Linked DNA regions of Mus musculus: region 2 is linked to region 1. Evidence: chromatin contacts called from ENCODE Hi-C data. All regions are on one chromosome and are shown on one strand. The core of a region is the stretch at or near the end of the contact, and the rest is flanking DNA. Distances in the headings are between cores, read along the strand shown. Region 1 holds the start of Mob3c (MOB kinase activator 3C). Region 2 has its middle 13 kb from the start of Cdc42.

Region 1 (3,794 bases), core at 614-3,113:
GGGAAGAAAGGGAGGGGATAAGGCATTTCTGAGGCCTCCGCTTTCCTTTGGCCTCCCCATTACTGATTGATTGTTACAGATTCTCTCACTCTGCCTTTCAATTCCACAGCCTACCTTTCCTGACCCACCGGCCTCCAGCAGCCACCCTGGGATTCTTCTTGATCCCTAAACATGTCCTCACTGTCCTGCCTGTGTGTCTTTTGCTGGTCAGTTTCTGTTTTCTCTTTCTATCTGACCGAATGATCCCTTCTTTGGCAGCTTCCTCCAGATCCCAACCTTGTGTGTGGCTTCTCTGACTGCTTGTTCCTACCCCTCTCCGTCAGGACTTAAGTTGGTGGCTAGGCTTTAGCTTAGACTCTAGAGTCTTAGAGTTGGCTGGGGAGATGTCTCAGTGGGTAAACTTGCCTGAGTTTGATTCTTGGGACCAACATGGTGGAAGGAGAGCACTCCCACAAACTGTCTCTGACCTCCACATGTGCACTGTAATGCGCACATAAATGTGTGTGTTCCCGAGCTCATACGTGCATGCATGAGCAAGTGTGTGGACACACATAAATAAATGTAATTAAGTTTTGAAAGTAAATCTTGCCTCTCAATAAATGAAAAGTGAGGGGGAAAGAACTGATATCAGCTCTGGGCCTCCATCTCTGCATGCCCATCTTCATATACCCACAGCACCACACACACACACACACACACACACACACACACACACATACACACACACGTTGGGATAGCTGAGAGGTCAAGTGGTACGTCCCACATGAACAGATGGCGAAACTGAGGCCTAGGAGGAGGATTTGAGGAGCCTGAATTTGCACAGCAAGTTAGAAGTAGGGGACTGGTATAAAAAGGGACTCAGCCTATGACAAGGTACAAAGTGTCCCTTTCCTGCTGTCTGGCCACTGGCCTGATATAGATAATTGTGAAGGAAGGGAGTAGAGAGGCCCCACCTCCTTAGTATAGAACTTTAGGCCCCAGGACTTTTCCTAGAAAGAGTAAACTTGGAGGTGAGTACGGAAGGTAAGCTAAGAGGGCATCCCGTCTGTTAGCACTATCCTCTCCCAGCCTCACACGGAGCCTCTCTTCCTCTTCCCTGTGGACCCCCCACTTTAATTACTAGGTAGGTGGTCAGTGGTTTGCTTACTCCGTGACCAAGCATTTAATCTTCCTAGATGAAGAGCACAGGCTGACTGACACTGCCTGTTTGTCTTACCTCGTCCCCTGCCAGGGACACACCTGCTCCTTCCTTAGTCTGGCTTAGAATCAGCCAGAAGATGGTCCCAGTTTGAACTCAGAATCTAGCCTAGCACGCCCTGCGGGACAAGATCTAAGTTTGAGATTCTCAGAGAAAGAGGGAGCGACAGACGCAGCGCTGTCCAGCCAGACCCGCCCCTACCTCCCGCGAGCTCCTAAGAACCTCCCCTTAGCTTCAGCTGTTAGGGCCAAACAGGTCCTAGGACCCAGAGGAGCCAGCCTGACATTTCCGCTCCTGAAGACACGCCCCCCACCACCGCCAGCTACCGCCACCCCCACCCCGGACTTCGGACACTGAGAGCCTCGGACCCTGGGCTGAGGACTGTGGCCAGCCTGCTTTTGGGCCGGAGTCGCTTCCAGAAGGTGCCACGCGAGGACCAAGAAGAACTAAAAGTGGAAGCAAGACTGGGCCCTGGGGGGCGCGGAGACGCGGCGCTCACTCACCCGCTCCGCCTGAGTGGACAGCTCCGGGTCTCTGTCCCTGCGGCCACACCGCAACGCGCCGGTCGTCCTCCGGCCTGTGATCCCGCCGTGCGGGTCTCAGCGTCTACCCACCAGTCTGATCTGGGCCGCGGCCGCCGTCCCGCCGCCAGTGCTCGAGGAGACGCCAGCTCCGCCCCAGGCTCAGCCACGCCGCGGCCACGGGGCGGGGAGGGGCGGGGAAAGGGACTCCCCCGTCCCAGGATACTTACTCTTCTCTTTAGCCTTTCCGGGAAGTGGGAAGTCCGATCGGGCTCGCTGTCTCCCCGAGGGCAAAGGACTAACTGAGGAGCCGCCCCAAAGGACCGCCTGGATCTTCCCTAAGGAGATAGCCTCAGATTCATAGGCTGTAGAATGGGAACAAGTTTAGCTTCCGCCTGAAGCAGAAAGAAAAACCGCTGTGGTTTGAATGGTTTCCTAGCCCTCCTGCAGTTATCTGAGCTTCACTTGTCTTTGAATTCAATAAAAGTTCCTAGCAGCCAATGTGTTCAGCTTCAGTCCACTGCCATACAGAGCAACTCAAAACCCACCACTGGAGGCTGCTGCTGGTGGATGGCGCATGTCTTTAATTTCAACACTAGCGAGGTAGAGGCAGGCAAATCTTTGAGTTCCAGGCTGCTAGCCAGCCAGGCTAGCCAGGGCTAGGTGGTAAGATGGTCTCTCTCTCTCTTAAAAACAAAACAAAACAAAACAAAACAAAACAAAACAAAACAAAACACCAAAACCAAAACCAAACCAAACCAAACCAAAACAACCAAACACTTAAATGAATAGCACACGTATGGGAGCCGTGGACTGGGTCAGTCCAGACAGAAACATTCCCAAAGAATGTTCAAAGAAGACCTCGCCTTCCTTGCACCTGGTTCTGGTTCTGTAGACTCTCACACCATCCAAAGTTACCCATTTCCTATCTTCCTTTGTCTCTGTTGTTCTTTAGAATGGCTTCTCTCCCAGCCTGTTCCATCTGGCTCCAAACCTTTGCATACTTGATCTACACTACCCACTCTTCTACCTAGATTCCTCCCCTGGAAACAGGCTGCTATCCCACATCAGTGCTCAATGCATACCATGGCTTGGCCCCAGGAACCTGTCTGCAGGATCTGCCTAGGGTGAGGAGGTTGAAGACAGAGTTCTACTAGGTGAGTGCTATGGTTAACCTTCATTGTTAGCTTCACTAGCTTCGGAACTACCAAGGAGTCGCCTCTCTGGGAGTGTGTATTCCCAAGGGGTTGTTTAACTGAGGAGGACTGGCTCTCCTTGAATGTGTCTCCTGCCATCCTGAACTAAACTAACAGAAAGGTGGGTGAGGGTGGGGGAGCCAATAGAGCACAGGTGTCCATCCACCTCCATTTCTTCACCACTGTTCCAGACTCTTGCTGTCACAGCTTAGAGCCTGTCTTGACATACTTTCCCTACCATGGTGGACTGCACTCTCAAACTGTGAGCCAAAACAAAAAGCTTTTCCTTAGTATTTTGTTACAGCATAAAAAGTAAGTACCACAGAAGGCCAAGGCAGGCAGCTGGGCTGCCGAAGACATCCCGGAGGACATGAAAGCGAGAAGGAGTGACTGCGGAGACATTGGAGCCTGAGGCTTTATACTGAGACACAACTGCTCCATTGGATTCCCTGGCTCTGGGTCTGCTTTCTCAACCACATGAGAACACACTTAGATCCTTAAGAATTTTAGGTTAGGGGTTGGATAGATGGCTCAGCCGTTAAGAGCACTGACTGCTCTTCCAGAGGTCCTGAGTTCAATTCCCAGCAACCACATGGTGGCTCAAAACCATCTGACACCCTTTTCTGGTGTGTTTGGAAAGAGCAATGGTGTACTCATATACATAAAGTAAATAAATCCTCTTTAAAAAAGAATTTTAGGTTAGAACTGAGGACTCATCTTTGACTAGGGGCTTCTCTCTATCTTCCTCTCTTTCTCTCTTCCTTTCTTTTAAATTTATTTATGTATGAGTGCTCTGTTGCATGTACACATACATGCAAGCCAGAAGAGGGCATCAGATCCCTTTATAGATGGTTGTGAGCCACCATGTGGGTACTGGGA
Region 2 (3,794 bases), core at 798-3,297, about 22 Mb before region 1:
GCCCAGGTCAGCCTGGAACTTGGTACAGAGGCAAGAGTGACCTTGAATTTCTGAATTTTCTTATCTCTGCCTCTGGAGTGCGGGAATTACAGGCACGCCTTGCCTCACCACACTGCATTTACACAGTGCTAGATATCGAAACCAGGAGTTCGTGTTGTTGAGCAAGCGCTCACAGCCGAGTTACGGCCCCGGCCTTCAGAGATTTTTATGGTCAGGCCACTGCCGTTCCTTTTCTTTCCTTTACGGAAATTTGGGGGAGGGCATTGTGGACAGAGTCTTACTCCGAAGCACAGGCTGGCTTGAACTCATCTTCCTGCCTCTGCCTCCCTAGTGTTATGATTACGATGGACCTTGGGGACCTAGGAGGCGCAGACAGCAGCGGGATGAGTTCCTCCCACTCCCAAGCAGAAAGCCAGCTTGAAGGAAGCCAAGCTTGCAGGGGATCTTCAGGTCCAAAAGTCATGGCAGCCAGCGGGGCAGAAAGGCTTCTCTAGAGTGGGTTGTGCTGGGGAATATGTTTCCAACCCCAGCACTGTTGGCATTTTGGAAAAGGTTTGATTGGTATGGGGGTTTGTCCTGTGCTTGGGAGCGTGTACAGTGCATCCTTCACCCATACCCATCACATGCTAATAACATCCTTCCACACATAACAACCTATCATGTCTCCAGTGTTGTCAACTTTGGGCTGGGGATATGACTCATATAAAGTCACCCCTGGATGGGGCTAAGAGGGTGACTCAGCTGTGAAGTCCTTGTCAGGCAATCATGAGAATTGGAGCTTAGATTCCACAGCCCATGTAAATGCCAGGTGGGCATGGGAGCCTGCTTGTAATTCCAGTCTCATAAGGCAGAGACCACAGGCAGCAGAGACAAGCCTTATTGGTGAGCTCTGGGTTTGAGGGAGAGACCCTACCTGGATCAATAAGATGGGAGAGCCCTGGATGGTGATTCCTGACATCAACCCTCCCAAGACAACATGCACACATACACATGTGTATGTGCATCCACCCACATGCAAAAACATGCATCTATGAACACCTGAACACCACACAAACACTCATGAAAAGAAAAATACTGGTTAAGAACTTCTGGCTTAGTGGAGAGAAAATTCAAAATGGACACTGGAGGGGATGATGGAGGATAGCTAGATCTCAGATTTGGTGTATGTGCGCGTGTGTGCGTGTGCGTGTGCGTGTGCGTGTGTGTGTGTGTGTGTGTGTGTGTGTGTGTGTGTGTGTGTGTGTTATTAGGGACTGAAGTTAGGGCTCCTGAATTCTAGGTAAGACTTCTTCTGATGCTGAGCCATACCCCAACCCAAAGTTCATTTTTGTTTTGTTTTGTTTTGTTTTGTTTTGTTTTCAAGACAGGGTTTCTCTGTATAGCCCTGGCTGTCCTGGAACTCACTTTATAGACCAGGCTGGCCTCAAACTCAGAAATCTGCCTGCCTCTGCCTCCCGAGTGCTGGAATTAAAGGTGTGCGCCACCATGCCCGGCGATTTCATTTTTAATTTGTTGGTGGTGGTGTTTTTTGTTTTTTTCTGAGACAGGGACCACTATGTAGACCAGGCTAGCTCTGAACTCAGAGATCTGCCTCCTTTTCCTAGAGAGTGCTGGGATTAGAGGTGTGTGCCACAGAACCAAAGCAGAGCTTGCTTTTTTAAAAAGAGGAAATAGATTTGAGTCAAGCGTGGTGGTAATGCATACATATATAATCTCAGGATTTGGGAGGCCCAGGCAGGAGAATCGTTTAATTGGGGCCTTGCTTACAGCTTTAGAGAGTTAGGCAGGTGGACAGGCATGGTGGAAGAGAAGTAAGGGAGAGCTACATTCCTGATCCACAGGCATTAGGCAGAGAAAGAAACCTACAGCCACCCCCAGTGACACACTTCCTCCAACAACTTGCTGGGGGGTGCTTTCCTGCGCATAGGTGGATACCAGGTCCCCGCTGCCTGCCTGGGAGGAGTCCGGCTCCAGAGGTCGCAGGGGAGGGGCCTTAAGGAAGTCCACCGTGATGGGGCTGGGACTGTGATCGCGGATGGCCTTCCCGGAAGTGTCACGTGTAATCGGTTTCCATGGGCAGCTCAGCACAAGGCGCTGGACAATGGTCTTACTTCAGCTCACATTCTCTTTCTGCCCTCTGCCATGCACGTAGTGGACTTTCTCCCCGCCCCCCCCCCTTTCCCCGCTCCCGCCGCCGCCCCTTTATCTCCCACGGACTCTGCGGCCCGGCCCGACTCCTTGTTCATCTATTCATTCTCTCGCTCTCTTTTTTTAATAGCTGGAATTTCACTAGGATGCTCGTACTAGCCTCTAACTCCCAAGCTCGAGATCCAGCGCCAGCTTTTCCTGCCCCCGCCTTCTAAGAAGTCGGGACTATGGCTTGTGTTACTATGCTAAGATTTCTTTCTTGGCATGTGCTCCTCATGCATTATGCTTCTGTAAAGAATCTCTTTCCTTGCTTTCCACGCTATTTGAGGCAGAACATCTTATTGACTTTCTGCTGCGTATGACAGGGTAGTGGGCACAAGGACTTCCAGAGATTTCCCTGTCTCCTGATCCCCCCTGGCCATAAAATGATGGGATTACAAAGAGGCATTGCTGCGACTGTCTTTACCTGGGTGCCAGGGGTCCAAACTCAGGTCCTCATGCTTGCTTGAAAGCACTTTACCCACCGACCCATCTTCCCATCTCACTTTTTAGCTTTAATTTTTTGTTTGTTTGTTTGTTTGTTTTTTGAGACAGGGTTTCTCTGTGTAGCCCTGGCTGTCCTGGAACTCACTTTGTAGACCAGGCTGGCATCGAACTCAGAAATCTGCCTGCCTCTGCCTCCCAAGTGCTGGGATTAAAGGCATGAGCCACCACGCCCAGCTCTTAGCTTTAATTTTTATTTATGATTAGTATGTGAGCACATGTGCAGAGGTCAGAAGACAACTTGGTGGAGTTGGCTCTTTCCTGTCACCTCTACAGAGGTCCTAGGGATTGAATTTAGGTTGCACGTTTGTACAGCTAACACCCCCACTTTTTTTTTTTAGAGGAGGGTGGTTATTTAAGACATGGCTTCTCTGTGTAACAGAGCCCTGGCTGTCCTGGACTCTCTTTGTAGATCAGGCTGGCCACAGACTCGCAGAGTCCTCTTGCTTCTGCATCCTAAGTACTGAGTACTGGGATCAAAGGCATGTGCTGGTGGCAAGCACCTTTTCCAGGGAAACACCTTGCTGGCTCCTCTGTTTTTGTTTTTGAGACAGTCTCATAATAGCCTCATGGTGGTCTTGAACTTGCTATGTAGTCATAGGTGACCTTGAAGTCCTTATCCTTTGGCCTTGTCCTAGGATTACGGGTGCCAGCAGCACCTCCAGCTTTCTTTTCCCCTTCTCCCCACTTTCTCTCCTTTTCTTTTGACTGGCTCACACCCTAATGTGCCGGCTGGCTTAGAGTTTATGATTCTGCTTCAGCTTCCAAAGGGCTGGGAGTACGGGTGTTTACTGCCATGCCTGGCTCCCTTTATCCCTTCCTGGTGACTGAATCCTGGGTTTCTTGCATGCTAGGCAAGCATTGTGCCACTGAGCAGCACCCAGATCCTTTTATTATTGCTATTTAAAATTCATGTGTGTGTCTCTAACCTACAAGTATATGTGTGCACTTCAAGTGTGTATGATACCCATGGATCCCAGAAGCAAAAGTTTGATCCCCTGGAAATTGGAGTTACAGGTTATAGGTGATTGTGAACTGCCATATGGGTTCTGGGAACCAAACCCCTGAGTGAGTCTTTTGCAAGAGCATCCAGTACTTTTAAC

What was found. Hi-C counts contacts between places; a loop is a spot of excess contacts on that map.
Region 2: a loop to region 1 is called in a map of T-helper 1 cell, with 32 times the contacts of the local background. The contact joins the enhancer-like site here to the promoter of Mob3c in region 1. A Hi-C loop is called at or near these places in 2 of 37 maps with a recorded cell type or tissue (T-helper 1 cell and regulatory T cell).

The regions. Positions count from the first base shown.
Region 1 is chr4:115,826,149-115,829,942 of GRCm38, reverse strand. It overlaps Mob3c (MOB kinase activator 3C), which reads right to left and starts at 1,863. Exons shown (of 4, transcript NM_175308.5): 1 at 1,702-1,863.
Region 2 is chr4:137,368,729-137,372,522 of GRCm38, reverse strand. No RefSeq gene overlaps it. Among named protein-coding and RNA genes, the nearest start is that of Cdc42, 13 kb to the right of the region's middle. Within about 2 kb of position 2,047, at least 1 of the 3 ENCODE cell types and tissues checked has a DNase peak (open chromatin) inside an H3K27ac peak, as active enhancers do.